2 separate regions of the Homo sapiens genome follow, and region 2 is linked to region 1. Evidence: chromatin loops called from intact Hi-C (ENCODE). Cell type or tissue: A673. All regions are shown on one strand. Links, peaks and the distances in the headings refer to the core of each region. The heading gives the core; the rest is flanking DNA. Region 1 overlaps SEZ6 (seizure related 6 homolog). Region 2 has its middle 27 kb from the start of CRYBA1.

Evidence for each region. Peaks named below come from ENCODE experiments on the same cell type or tissue, not always from the same donor. Only the 100,000 strongest peaks of a DNase experiment are listed, where the experiment ranks them.
Region 2: it touches region 1 in a loop (4-fold over the local background); 5 of 110 quality-filtered maps call a loop at or near these places.

What each region holds. Positions count from the first base shown.
Region 1 is chr17:28,961,418-28,968,756 of GRCh38, reverse strand. SEZ6 (seizure related 6 homolog) reads left to right here. Exons shown (of 17, transcript NM_178860.5): 5 at 4,610-4,795. All of the region lies in intron 1 of LOC105371716 (a long non-coding RNA gene), which reads right to left. Among named protein-coding and RNA genes, the nearest start is that of PHF12, 14 kb to the right of the region's middle. RefSeq lists enhancers at 1-353, 1,041-1,130. In A673, for the core only: CTCF peaks have their summits at 2,776 and 2,975 (motif pointing left); a DNase peak (open chromatin) is centred at 2,976.
Region 2 is chr17:29,216,303-29,223,641 of GRCh38, reverse strand. No RefSeq gene overlaps it. Among named protein-coding and RNA genes, the nearest start is that of CRYBA1, 27 kb to the left of the region's middle. RefSeq lists a silencer at 3,942-4,031. In A673, for the core only: CTCF peaks have their summits at 3,843 and 4,044 (motif pointing right); a DNase peak (open chromatin) is centred at 4,061.

The sequences.
Region 1 (7,339 bases), core at 1,614-4,113:
TCCTGCAGGGGACCACAGCCGGGCAGAAGAGCCAGCACTCTGGAGATGGGGCTGCTTGGAACCCCACCTAAGGAGCACTCACCCTACCCTCACCCCTCCACCCAAACTACTGGAGCAGTCTGGCATAGCAGCAGGGAGCCTGGAAGTGGATGGGGCTGTAGAGTGGCTTGGCAGAGGCAAGGGGCCAGCTGAGGCAAGGGTGAAACGTCTAGGCGGCCCAGCTAGCCTCCCTAATGGCTCATCAATCCTCCCTGGCAGCAGGCATAATTTCACGCCATGATAACCTTCTCTCTTGCTGCAAATTCCTTTGCACAAAACTCCGGACCTCCTCTCTGTCGGGCCAGACAAAGGTGGCTGAATGGCAGTGAGCTGGAGGCCCAGCAAGGGGGAGCAACCTCCAAGGAAGGGCTGGAAGAGCTGGCCTGGTCCTGCCTCCTTCTCAGCTCCCAGAAGCCCTCCCTCGTCAGCCCAGTTTTTGTCAATGATCAGCTCTTGCCTTAATGAGTGTAATTCCCCTAATTATAGGCTGTAATTAGCCCTGATCCCAGAGATGGGAACAGGAGGAGCGTGTGCTCACACGCAAATCTCCGTGGGCTAGAGAAAGAGGGTGCCAGAAGAGGGGGTGAGGGGCCTAGTACCCACACCTGTGCTCGAGCTGTCCAAGCTGATGTTGGAGGTCACAAGGATGAGCCCTCACAAGGGCCTTATCGCAAGACCAAGTCAACTCCCCTCCCACAGCCTCAGGCAGGGTGGGGAGGCAGACGGCCCTGACAGACATCCCCCTCCTGCATCCTCAGCATTCCTGGCACTGGACTTGGCTCCAGAAACAGACTCCAGTGAGAAAATAACTCAACAGATTGCAGTGGTTCAGGCTCCCCGGGAACGGTTGTCATGGCAACAGGAGGAAGCTCATCCTGGGAAGTGATACTTTAACTACTATGGAGTCTGGGGGCTTCATTGTCTGCCCCCAGCCTCCTACAGTTCCAGCCCAGTTCCACCCCATTCCAGCCCAGTTTCCTCATCTGTGAAACGAGGGCCCTCCCTTACTAGAGTGGTGATAAGAACTCAAAGGGGAAGATGTAAGGGGAAATGCTGGGCCTGAGCCTGGCTCATGGTCTAGACCCCACTAGGCGTCAGTTAACCTCTTAACCTCCTCCACTCTGGGTGTGGTGCCCCACACCCCTTTCTCCATCCCATCCTGGACTGGGACCTCTCCCCAGGTCACTGTGAGTGGCTGCCCTGGACAACCACCCAGAGCAGGCTTGTCTGTTACTCTCAGATTTCTCTGACCCCTGAACCCAAGTTTCTACTTCAAATGAGGAAGCAGGTGGGGTGGTGGTGGAAAGCAAGAAGGCTTCAGAGCCCAGGAGCTTCAAGTTCCTGGTCTAGTACTTCCTTGCTGTGTGATGAGGGCACAGGGTCTCTCTGAACCTGTTCTCATCTGAAAATGGGCTCATAGCCCCTACCTTGCCTGCCTTTCTCCCAAGCATATTGTAGACATCAAGAAAGAAGAGTGTGAAGGCATTTTAGAATCTGGAAAGTACATGTAGATGTGAGGTGCTATTATTAATCAAGATTACAAACAATAACAGCAGGCTGATGTCTTAGGCATTTGTTCAGGAACTGCACATATGTCTTCTCACTTAACCTCCACAACCTTGGATGTAATACTGAAAGTGGGTGGATAAATGAGGCAACTGAGGCACAGAGAATTTAGGTAACTTGCCCACGGTGGCACAGCACGTAGGGAAGAAGCCTGCATTCAAACCCAGGCAGTCTGACCCACAGCCCACCTGCTAAGCACTGCCCTGTACTGCCTGCCAAGCACAACTAGCCACTTACCGACCATTCTCTCCAGAGCCCCATGAGAGACAGAAGAGGAGGAATTCTCCTCCCACTTTCACAGACATAGTAACAGGACAGGTGAAAGTCATAAAACTCAAATTTCTGGACCCTGGTCTGCCCTGAGACAGCCTCTTTTTCTTTTTCTTTTTCTTTTTAATGGGGGGGAAGAAAGAGGGCCCATTTTTCTATTCACACAAAGGCACCCAGGAACAGAGGCCTTGCATGGACCTCTCCTCCCATTTACCTGATACCATCAGTGGGGCTGCCCCCTACCCCAAGACCCAAGATCTTCAGTCTAGACAGTCCTCACTTTTCCTACCACCCCAAGGGTTATCAGGCTCTGTAGCACAAGCCTCTCAGCCTCTCCTTGACCCCTCCAGGCCTTTGCTCTCACCTCTTAGACGCAAGCCAGGATCTTCACTTTTTTTTGAGAAAGAGTCTCACTCTGCCGCCCAGGCTGGAGTGCAGTAGCGCAATCTCCACTCACTGCAACCTCTGCCTCCCGAGTTCAAGCGATTCTCCTGCCTCAGCCTCCCAAGTAACTGGGACTACAGGCGCGTGCCACCATGCCCAGATCATTTTTTTTTTTTTTGTATTTTTAGTAGAGATGGGGTTTTACCATGTTAGCTGGTCTCGAACTCCTGATTTTGTTATCCACCTGCCTCGGCCTCCCAAAGTGCTGGGATTACAGGTGTGAGCCACCGTGCCCAGCTGGATCTTCACTTTTATTTTATTTTATTTTATTTTATTTATTTATTTTATTTTTTGGAACATGGAGTCTCACTCTGTCGCCCAGGCTGGAGTGCAATGGCATGATATCGACTCACTGCAACCTCCATCTCCCCGGTCCAAGCGATTCTCCTGCCTCAGCCTCCCGAGTAGCTGGGATAACAGGCGCCTGCCACCATGCCCAGCTAATATTTTTGTATTTTATTAGTAGAGATGGGGTTTTGCCATGTTGGCCAGGCTGGTCTTGAACTCTTGACCTCAGGCCATCCGTCCACCTCAGCCTCCCAAAGTGCTGGGATTACAGGCGTGAGCCACTGCACCGGGTTGATCCTTTTAGCTACCACCCCAGCTTGACCCCAGGATCGGGATATGCCAGATTGTTTTGTAGGATTTGCTGCCACCATTTGGTCAAATTTGGTATGACAATTCCAAAGCTACCAGCTTTCCCAGGGCAACTTGTTCTTTCCCCAACTTCCATGAAGGCAGTGCACTGCCTCCCTACCCTCGTCCCCATCTTTTTCTTGTTTGTTTGATGTTGTTTTTCGAAACAGGGACTCACTCTGTCACCTAGGCTGGAGCGCAGTGGTGCAATCATAGTTCACTGCAGCCTTAAACTCCTAGGCTCAAGCGATCCCACTTCAGCCTCCTGAGTAGCTAAGACTACAGGTACACATCACCATGCCTGGGTATTTTTTAAAAATTTTTTACAGAGATGGGGACCTCACTATGTTGCCCAGGCTGCTCTTGAACTCCTGGCCTCAAGCAATCCTCCCACCTTGCCCCAGCCTACCACCATTCTGGATTTTGTTTGTTTGTAAGTTTGTTTTTTTGAGATGAAGTCTCGCTCTCGTCCCCTAGGCTGGAGCGCAATGGCACGATCTCGGCTCACTGCAACCTCCACCTGCCGGGTTCAAGCGATTCTCCTGCCTCAGCCTCCCGAGTAGCTGGGATTACAGGCGCCTGCCATCACGTCCGGCTGATTTTTGTATTTTTAGTAGAGATGGGGTTTCTCCATGTTGGCCAGGCTGGTCTCGACCTCCTGACCTCAGGTGATCCGCCCACTTCGGCCTCCCAAAGTGCTGGGATTACAGGCATGAGCCACCACTCCCGGCTGTTTGTTTGTTTTGAGATGGAGTTTTGCTCTCGTTGCCCAAGCAGGAATGCAATGGAGTGATCTCAGCTCACCACAACCTCCACCTCCCGGGTTCAAGCGATTCTCCTGCCTCAGCCTCCCCCGTAGCTGGGATTACAGGCATGCGCCACCATGCCCGGCTAATTTTGTATTTTTAGTAGAGACGGGGTTTATCCATGTTGGTCAGGCTTGTCTCGAACTCCCGACCTCAGGTGATCCGCCCACCTCGGCCTCCCAAAGTGCTGGGATTACAGGCATGAGACACCGGCCCGGCCACCATTCTGGTTTTAAAAGAAGTCCATGGCCATTGGCATCAAGCTTTTTAGCATTTCTCAGTGAATACTGGGAAAGCCTTTACTGTCTGATTTCACTCTTTGCTGCTGCAATTCATATTTATTCCCTAAAGGAAAAACAGTATCAACACTTTACATCTGTATAGGTTTTTCACTATTTCAAGTGCTTTCATGTCTACGAGTCATTCAATAAGCATTTCCTGAAGATATAATATCAGCTGGGTACCAGAGATACCAAGCTAGATAAAATACTCTATCATTTCTTCTCACAGTAACCCTGTAGGTAGGCTAGGATTTTAAACCTCATTTAACAAATGAGGAAACACACACACAAAGATTAAATAACCTGCCTAAAGTGTCATAAAGCTTGAGCCAGAACCTAACCCTTCTAATTTCCAGCTCTGTCTGCTCCACTAACCAGCCCAGGCTGCTGGAAATATCACTGGTAACCTTCTAGGGAGGAGATTGGAGTTGTTTTGGAACTCCTAGTGCTTCCTCTGGCCCCAAATGACACCTCCAGGCAGACTGAGGCAGACCTCCCCCAACCAATGGCCCAGCTCCCGCCCCCACCCTGCACACATACACAGTGTCACCCGTTCTCTGTTTGCAGCCTATCTCCTGAGCTGCCACTTTCCCCGTCGTCCAGCTTATGGAGATGTGACTGTCACCAGCCTCCACCCAGGGGGTAGTGCCCGCTTCCATTGTGCCACTGGCTACCAGCTGAAGGGCGCCAGGCATCTCACCTGTCTCAATGCCACCCAGCCCTTCTGGGATTCAAAGGAGCCCGTCTGCATCGGTGAGTGCCCAGGGGAAAGGGCTCAGTGCTGAGCAGAGAAGTGAGGTGGGGGCTCATCCCTGCTCTCTGTTGCTCTCTGCCACTTTCATTTGCTCTTCATAAGGAAGCCAGAAAATGGCCATGCACCTCAGTGGCATTCATCCAACCTGCACTTATTGAGCATCTACCAGATGAAGGCACCACAGGTACAAACAGCTGAATTAAACAGGGACTCTGCCCTCAAAGAACCCACATTTCCAGGAAAGGGAGAAAGGAGAAAGCACAGAGGTCACCAATTTCCAGGGGAAGAAGTAAAAAGCACCAATGAAAAGACATAAAGTGACCTGGGAGGCAAGGGCGCAATCATTCTTAGCTGGACATTTAGGAGGCTTCCTAGGGGAGGAGGCACTGCAGGTTTGACATTTAAATGGAGAGAACAACGTGGGCAGGGACATAGAGGCAGGCAGGTGAGGGTGTTTAGGGACACAGAAGACAGCCAGGTTTGGCTGAAGCCTGAGACATGTGGCAATGGAAGGGCCTTGAGTGTCAGGGCAAGATACAGGCTGAGGAGCTGTTGAAGCTTATGAGAAGGGAGGGCCTTAGAATTCCTCAGGAGATGACTGGGAGGCCAGCCAGGCAAGACAGTTTGAACTTAGATTGTGATTTGGGGAATGAAGCAGAGGGAAGTTCCAGAAACTGATGGGAACTGGGAAAAGGGAAAGGGGACTCCCAGGTCTGGTCCTGAGTGATCAGGTCTGGGATTGCTGCCAATGAAAAGGGGCTTGTTGGAGAAAGGAAGACTCAGTGTTTGGTTTGCAGTATGAAAAGCAACTTGGGCTTTTTTTTTTTTTTTTTCTTCGAGACGGAGTCTCGCTCTTTCACCCAGGCCAGACTGCAGTGGCGCTATCTCGGCTCACTGCAAGCTCTGCCTCCCAGGTTCACGCCATTCTCCTGCCTCAGCCTCCCGAGTAGCTGGGACTACAGGCGCCCGCCACCACTCCCAGCTAATTTTTTGTATTTTTAGTAGAGATGGGGTTTCACCATGTTAGCCAAGATGGTCTTGATCTCCTGACCTCGTGATCCACCCACCTCAGCCTCCCAAAGTGCTGGGATTACAGGCGTGAGCCACCGTGCCTGGCCGGGCTTTTTCTTTTTAGTGGGTATGGGCTTAGGCTTTTGAATCTTTTTTTTTTTTTTTTTTTGAGATGGAGTCTCCCTCTGTCACCCAGGCTGGAGTGCAGTGGCACGATGTCCGCTCACTGCAACCTCCACCTCCCGGGTTCAAGCGATTCTTCTGCCTCACCCTCCAGAGTAGCTGGGGTTACAGGTGCATGCCACCATACCCAGCTAATTTTTTTGTATTTTTAGTAGAGATGGGGTTTCACCATGTTGGCCAGTCTGATCTCGAACTCTTGACCTCAGGTGATCCACCTGCCTCGGCCTCCCAAAGTGCTGGGATTACAGACTTGAGCCACCATACCCAGCCATGAATCTTATTTCATTCTATAAATTCTTCCTGGGTGCCAGGCACAACCAGAGTTGAATAACACAGATGCTTTCTCAGCCCTCGAGGATCTAGCGGGGAGGCTGGCAAGCAGCTCAGTGCAGAGGATGCTACAATAGGAGTAAAGGCAGAGTGGTGGAGGAGCCCAAGGGATGGAGAGCTACTCCAAGATGAGAGAGGAGGCAAGCAAGGCTTCCCAAGGAGACAGCATGGAAGGATTTCAGAAATATTAGTTTGGGAAAGTGGGGTGGGTTCCTGGAACTGCATATGCAGAGATGTGCAGGCATGAAATAGCACAAGATAGTGAGCACACAGTGAAGTGTGCCTGAAGCAGAGGGTATGCGGGGAGAGGGGACTGAAGCTGAGTCTAGAGAGAGGTGGATTCATAAAGGGCTTGAACACCATTTTCAGCTTTAACTCTATCCTGAGGGTAATGGGGAGCCACTAAGCAATTTTCAGCAAAGGATGGGGCATGATCAGATTTGAAGGGCAGTTCCATTCTGAGACCAAGCTGAGGCAGGTCTGTCCTTTCTGCAGAGAAGAAACTTGCCCCAGCCCCCCAGGAGCTTTACTAGGTTACAATATTCTGCTGCCTTGAGCATTTGGAGACAAAGGTCCTGTGTATTGGTCATGGCAGCCTGGTCTCTGAGAGTTGGGTAGGTCAGAGCTATGTGTCCAGGAGAGGAAAGCACTGCCTGGAACCAGCCATACTCCTCTTGCCTGAGGACCCCTCTCTGGCCTCACATAACCGCCAGGAGTTTGTGGCCAAGTAACCCAGCAATCCTCACAGATAGCCATAGGCAAACTGTTCAGTCTCTCCTTAGAAAGAGAGGACAGCCCCAAGCCAGTAGGGTCAGCACTAGAAAGGTCAGTCAGCCCAGGAACGGCAGTGGTAGTGAGGCCGGGGCGGATGGCATGCACATCAGGTGTTTGCCGCCCGGATCTAGTGCTAACCCCTTTTTACATTCATTCACTCATTTTATTCAACCAACGCTGAACACCAACTCTGTGCCTGGCCTGGAAAGACCTGGTTCCTGCTCCAGGGGGTCCTAGTTAAGGGA
Region 2 (7,339 bases), core at 2,994-5,493, 250 kb before region 1:
AACAAAACTTTTATCTAATTTTTTTTTTTCTTTTTGGCCTGGCATGTTGACTCACACCTGTAATCCTCACACTTTGGGAGGCCAAGGCGGGCAGATTACTTGAGGTCAGGGGTTCGAGATCAGCCTGTTCACCAACATGGTGAAACCCCGTATCTACTAAAAACACAAAAATTAGCCGGGTGTGGTGGCAGGCGCCTGTAGTCCCAGCTACTCGGGAGGCTGAGGCAGGAGAAGGCATGAACCCGGGAGGCAGAGGTTGCAGTGAGTCAAGATGGTGCCACTACACTCCAGTCTGGATGACAGCAAGATGCCGTATCAAAAAAAAAAAAAAAAAAAGGGCCAAGTGTGGTGGCTTACGCCTGTAATCCCAGCACTTTGGGAGGCTGAGGCGGGTGGATCACAAGGTCAAGAGATCGAGACCATCCTGGCCAACATGGTGAAACCCCGTTTCTACTAAAAATATAAAAGTTAGCTGGGTGTGGTGGTGGATGCCTGTAATCCCAGCTACTTGGGAGGCTGAGGCAGGAGAATCACTTGAACCTAGGAGGTGGGGGTTGCAGTGAGCTGGGATCACACCACTGCACTCTGGCCTGGTGACAGAGCAAGACTCCGTCTCAAAAAACAAAAAAGTTTTTTTTTTCTTTTTGAAATAGAGATAGGCTCTCACTTTGTTGCCCAGACTGGTCTAAAACTCCTGTCCTCACGCAATCCTGCTACCTCAGCCTTCCAAAATATTGGGATTACAGGTGTGAGCCACTGCACCCAGTCTGAAACACATTTCTTTTAAATTAGCATTTGTGTTTCATGAATTGAAACATTTTTTTCAAACTGTCCTTTTATCTGTGATTTCTGGTGCACACATTTTCTGATTCCTTGCATCTGCCATCTGTTTATGATGGCATTTGTTTCTTCATTCATTTCCTCAGGGAGCAGGGTCTTTCTCATTCTCTAGGTTTTGGACGAACTCCTGTGAGGCTATTTTGTATTTCTCTATGCAAGTATTTTATGCAGTTTCACTGCCTGTGGGTGATTTTTACTAATTTCTTGCCCTGGGTTTCTCAAACAGCAAGTCTGGTGTGTACTCAGGTGCCACCCCTCTGATTGACACAGTGTTGGAGGGGTGATTTTTTCACCCACAGGCTCTAGGCAGACACCTAGCTCTTTGCTCTGGTGCAGTTTTTCTGGAACCTGTTTTTATCTACAAGACAACTCTTTTGTTCTTGACTTTTAGCAGGAAACCTGGTTGCAGCTCATGGGCCTGAGGCCACATCTCCCATCCCCAGAGGGCATTAAATTTCTGATTCTGATACCCTGGGGGACTCTGGGCTTATGATAAGTGAGGCCTGGGTGTGTTCTGTGATTGGTCATGAGGGACTCACGGAGAGTTTTTAGGTAAACTTTTAATTAAAATCTAACTTTTCATTGAAATCTATGAATCCATACTATAGAAAAGTGCACAAATCATAAGCAATCAGTCTGATTAGTTTTTATAAAGTCCAGACACTTTGTATAACTGCCACACAGATCATGATATAGAACATTATTGGCAATCCCCTCCCTGAAACCCCTTTAGCCCCCCTCTAATCACCACTCTGCACCTAAAGGCAATTAGTATTCCAGTTTCTAATGGCATTTCATTTCAACCATTTGGTACTTTATATAAATGAAATCATACGGTATGGACTCTTCAGTGTCTGGCTTCTTTTGTCATTATATTTGTGAAATTTACTCATGTTACTGCATGTAGTGTTCTAGTCTATGAAAATACCACAATTTAAAAATGTAGCTGGAGCCGGGCGTGGTGGCTCACGCCTGTAATCCCAGCACTTTGAGAGGCCGAGGCAGGCGGATCACTTGAATTCAGGAGTTCAAGACCAGCCTGGCCAACATGGTAAAATCCCGTGTCTACTAAAATATAAAAATTAGCTGGGCAGGGTGGTGTGCGCCTGTAATCCCACCTACTCAGAAGGCTGAGTCAGGAGAATTGCATGAACTTGGGAGGTGGAGGTTGCAGTAAGCCGAGACTGCCATTACACTGCAGCCTGAGCGACAAGAGTGAAACTCTGTCTCAAATAAAATAAAATAAAATAAAATAAAATAAAATAAAATAAAATAAAAATAAAATAAAAAATAAACATCTAGGCCGGGCGCCATATCTCATGCCTGTAATCCCGGCACTTTGGGAGGCCAAGGCGGACCGATTACTTGAGGTCAGGAGTTCAAGACCAGCCTGGCCAACATGGTGAAACTCCGTCTCTACTAAAATACAAAAGTTAGCCAGGCGTAGTGGCGGGCACCTGTAATCCCAGCTACTCAGGAGGCTGAGGCAGGACAATTGCTTGAACCCGGGAGGCGGAGGTTGCAGTGAGCCGAGATTTTGCCTTTGTACTCCAGCCTGGGAAACAAGAGCGAAACTTCATCTCAACAAAACAAACAAACAAACACACACAAAAACTTATTGTAGTGTTGATAGACACTTAGATATTTCCCCACTTGGAGGCTGTTATAAATAGTATTGCTATAAACATGCTTGTTTATGTTTTCTGGGTAACATATGTAAACATTTCTTTTGGGAATATACCTAAGAATAAATTGCTGGGCCATAAATATGTTCAGTTTTAGCAGACACTATCAAACAATTTTTCAAAGTTGTACTAGCTTGCAATCCCACCAACAGTGTGGAATAGTTTAGATGTCTATGCATCACATATTAGAGGATTCAAAACTGGAGGAAATCTTGTCTCTCAACTACAGTGGATCAAGAGTTTTTTCTTTTTTTTAGATGGGGTCTTGGTCTGTCACCCAGGCAGGAGTGGCTCACTGCTGCCTCCAACTACAGGGCTCAAGTGATCCTCCTGCGACAGCTTCCTGTATAGCTGGGACTACCGGTTCATGACACCATGTCTGGCTAATTTTTTTTTTATTTGGAGAGACAGGGGTCTCACTATGTTGTCTGGGCTAGTCTCCAACTCCTGGCCTCAAGTGATTCTCCCACCTTGGCTTCCCAAAGTGCTGGGATTACAGGAGTGAGCTACTGTGCCTGGCCTCAAGAATTATTCGTGTTCCTTTTTTTTTTTTTTTTGAGACGGAGTTTTGCTCTTGTTGCACAGGCTGGAGCGCAGTGGCGCGATCTCGGCTCACCGCAATGTCCACCTCCCGGGTTCAAGCGATTCTCCTGCCTCAGCCTCCCGAGTAGCTGGGATTGTAGGCGCGCACCACCACGCCCGGCTAATTTTTGTATTTTTAGTAGAGACAGGGTCTCGCCATGTTGGCCAGGCTGGTCTTGAACTCCCAACCTCAGTTGATCCACCCGCCTCGGCCTCCCAAAGTGCTGGGATTACAGGCGTGAGCCACCGCGCCCGGCCCATTTGTGTTCCTTTTTAAGGTGAATGAATTAAGGCTGGTGTTAGAACCCTGGTATATATAGTGTATACTTTATGGTATATAACTACAAAGTATTATATTTCAAAATACCTACAACTTTTTTGAACGTTTATCTTGTGCCAGGCACTAAGAGACCATTTCATCACACAAACCTTTGAGACAGGTGTTGTTATTATTCACATAGTTCAGGTGAAGCAGCTGCAGCTTAGAAAGATGAAATAACTGCTCCCGGGTCCCAGAGCCTGAAGTAACAGAGCTGGAACAGCCTGACTACAAAGCCTTGGAGCCCTGCAAATATACATGCTCCTGTGTTTCCTTCCCGAGGGTGGACTCAGCCTTTTTCAAAAAACTCTTTTTCAGCCTCCTAAAGACCTAAGATCAGAGCTATATGTTGCCAGATACGAATACTTAGACCAGGTGAAATTTGTCCAATTGCAGCTTGAAACTGATGCCTTTGTATCCACGGATGAAAATAGGTGAGCAGTCACCTTGAAAAATTCTGTCCCCAGAAGTCTTCTTTCTCTCCAATGTGCTGTGTATTACAATGGCTCAGTGCTGGCCCATAGTGGCACCTCAGTAATACTGGCTGAACGAAATTCTAGAAAAGTTCACAAATTTGTGCGGTTGACGGGACCCTGCTGGCTGTAGCGCCTAGCCTCTAATTTCTGACCACCAGGGGGCATACGTCCGTTTCCAGAGTACCCTTATTCCCAGCAGACTCCGGAAAGCGGGGTCCCTTGAGGACAGGGAGTCCCAAGGAAGGGAGGGATTGTGCCAGAAAACTCTGAATTGAGAAAAAAGGTACATTCGAACTGGGTTTTTTCAGAGAGTGGTCCGATAGCCACCAAACCATAATCACCTAGGGTGCATGGCTAAAATGCAAATTCCAGCTTGTTCACTTCAGGCCGAGAGAATCAGACTTTCTGAGGGTAGGGTATAGAAATCATATGTTAAGGCCTCCAGGCAATTCCCCCCCACGCTCATGGCTCTTTATTTGGACTACCTGTATTCAGTATTGTGTTAACTGTGTGACCTCAGGCAAGTCAATTAACCTAAGACTCAATATTGTCATATTAGGGGAACATAAAAACCTAACTCTCAGGTATGTTGTGAGTAATAAACGAATCAATCCATCTAGAGAGCTTAGAATGAAGCCCGGAAGGAAGCATATTAGCTCTTATACCTCTTAAGATATTATTATTATTATTATTATTATTATTATTATTATTATTATTTGGGACGGAGTCTTGCTCTGTCACCCAGGCTGGAGTGCAGTGGCACGATCTCGGCTCACTGCAAGCTCTGCCTCCCGGGTTCACGCCATTCTCCTGCCTCAGCCTCCCGAGTAGCTGGTACTACAGGCACCTGCCACCATGCCCGGCTAATTTTTTGTATTTTTAGTAGAGACGGGGTTTCACCATGTTAGCCAGGATGGTCTCGATCTCCTGACCTCATGATCTGCCCGCTTCGGCCTCCCAAAGTGCTGGGATTACAAGCGTGAGCCACCGCACCTGGCCTAATTTTTAATTTTTTTTGTAGAGATGGGGGTTCTTGTTATGCTGTCCAGGCTGGTCTTGAACCGCTGGGCTCAAATGATCCTCCTGCCTCAGCCTCCCAAAGTGTTGGGATTACAGGTGTAAGCCACCATGCGTGGCCAGCCTGGGCCTCAGTTTCTGCACATGTAAAATGAGGGAGTGGGACTAATTGGTCTGTGAGATCCCTTCCAGTGCTAATGTTTTATAAAAACTTCACAGGGGCCAGGTGCAGTGGCTCACACCTGTAATCCCCAGCACTTGTAGGAGGCAAAGTTGGGAAGATTGCTTGAGCTCAGGAGTTTGAGACCAACCTGGGCAACACAGCAAGATCCTGTCCCTACAAAAAATGTAAAAAATTAGGTGGGCATGGTGGCGGACATCTGTGGTTCCAGCTACGAGGGAGGCTAAGGCGGGAGGATCGCTTGAGCTTGGGAAGTCGAGGTTGCAGTGAGCCATGATTGCACCACTGCACTCCCACCTGGGCAACAGAGCAAGACCCTGTATCAGAAAACAAACAAATGGCTGAGCATGGTGGCTCATGCCTATAATCCCAGCACTTTTGGGAGGCTGAGGTGGGTGGCTCACTTGAGGTCAGGAGTTCGTGACCAGCCTGGCCAACAAGGTGAAACGCTGTCTCCACTAAAAATACAAAAATTAGCTAGGCGTGGTGGTGCATGCCTGTAATCCCAGCTACTTGGGAGGCTGAGGCACGAGAATTGCTCGAACCCGGGAGGTGGAGGTTGCGGTGAGCTGAGATCAAGCCACTGCACTCCAGGCTGGCCAACAAAGCAAGACTCTATCTTAAACAAACATGCCAACAAACAAAAAACCCAAAACTTCACAGGGTTTGAGGATCCTCCTGAACACACACACACACACAGACACACACACACACCACTTCCCTTCATCTATGTTCCTACAGCCCCTGTGTGGTTCATTCACCTCGAATTACATTGCTAACTCTCTTCCCTGCTTTTTTGAGGGTAGGGTCTGTGTGGTCTTCATCCCAGAGCCTGGCATGGTGCCTACCATATGGTTCCCGTGCAGTAAATATCATTTATACTGGAGAAAGTAGAAATGTAAAGTGTGACACAAAGGGGAGGAATGGGGATAATTTTTATTCCTAGTTGGTCTTTTGGGAAATAGTTGTTGGGAGTAGCTGGAGGGGCCTGGAGACCTAAGGAGGGCATTCTGGTGTATTGGGTGGACAGAGACCTTGGTGCAGGGAATGGGGAAAAAGAAGAGCAGTTTGGAGCAGAGGAGCTTACAGTGTGTTTCACCTCCCAGTTTCCTCCTGCAGTTGACCTGCTTTTTGGTGGTTGTTGTCGTTGTTGTTGTTGTTGTTGTTGTTGTTTGAGAGAAGTGGAAATGGGGTCAGGGCCCAGCCCAGTAGCCTGCAGAGGGTAGGCCTGCAAATATTTCAAATATTTAGCCATAGCATCTGAGAGCTAGAAGGAAACACAGAGGTTTGAGGCAGGCTTCTCATTTTTACAACTAAGTAGAAAAGTACAAGCCAGAAGGCAGTGTCCCTTGCCCATCAAGATGACACATCAGGTAGTAGTGGCGAAGGGAATGTGGGTCTGTCAACTTCCAACCCAGGGCCCTGCCCTGCACCCCGCTTCCTCCAACACTTTGTCTGGACAATGAATGACTTGCATGGGAATGTTTCAGAAAGCGTGGTCATGTCTTCACTAGTCTTTTGTTCCATCCAACCGTCTAGCTGCCTCCTGCATGAGTCCACCTGGATGGCCCCCCAGGCATTTGAAATACAGATAGGCAAAACTGAGCTTGTTACCTTCTCCTGAGTCTTCTGCTCCCCCCTTGTTTCTGCTGTCAGCAAAGAGTGCCACCATTTGTTATTGCATCGTCCAGATTAGAAATCTGGGTGCGCTCCTTGACTCCTACTTCTCCCTCGCCCCCCAATCACTCCCAATGCCTGTCAATCCCACCTCCTGCTCTCTCCATTTCATCCCCGTCTCCAGTACTGAGGCTCCAGTTCAGGGTCTCCTCACATCCAGGCAGGCTCCTCATCAGTCTCATTACACTCAGACTCTAGTCCCCAGCAGCTCAAAGTGTCACCTGCAGGCTGTTTGTAAAATACAAACCTGGTCAAATGTCGATTGAAGTCCTGTGCTTGGTGCTAAATGAATGATGATGAACAAGACAGATGGGGTCCAAGGGTTGACCAGGGGAAGGGTGATATGGACAAGTATATTCTAATTATAATATACCACAGTGAGGGTTGTGGCAGGGGAAGTGCGGAGTGAGATGTGAACCTCGGGGAAGGACAGCTCCTGAAACTGGTGTGTGGTATGAGTTCATGTGAGTAGATGAATACTCCTAACCTAGTGAGATTTCAACATTTACGTCTCTCCTTGTGTCTTGTGGGCCGCGTGCACTGTCATTGAGAGTATGTGTGT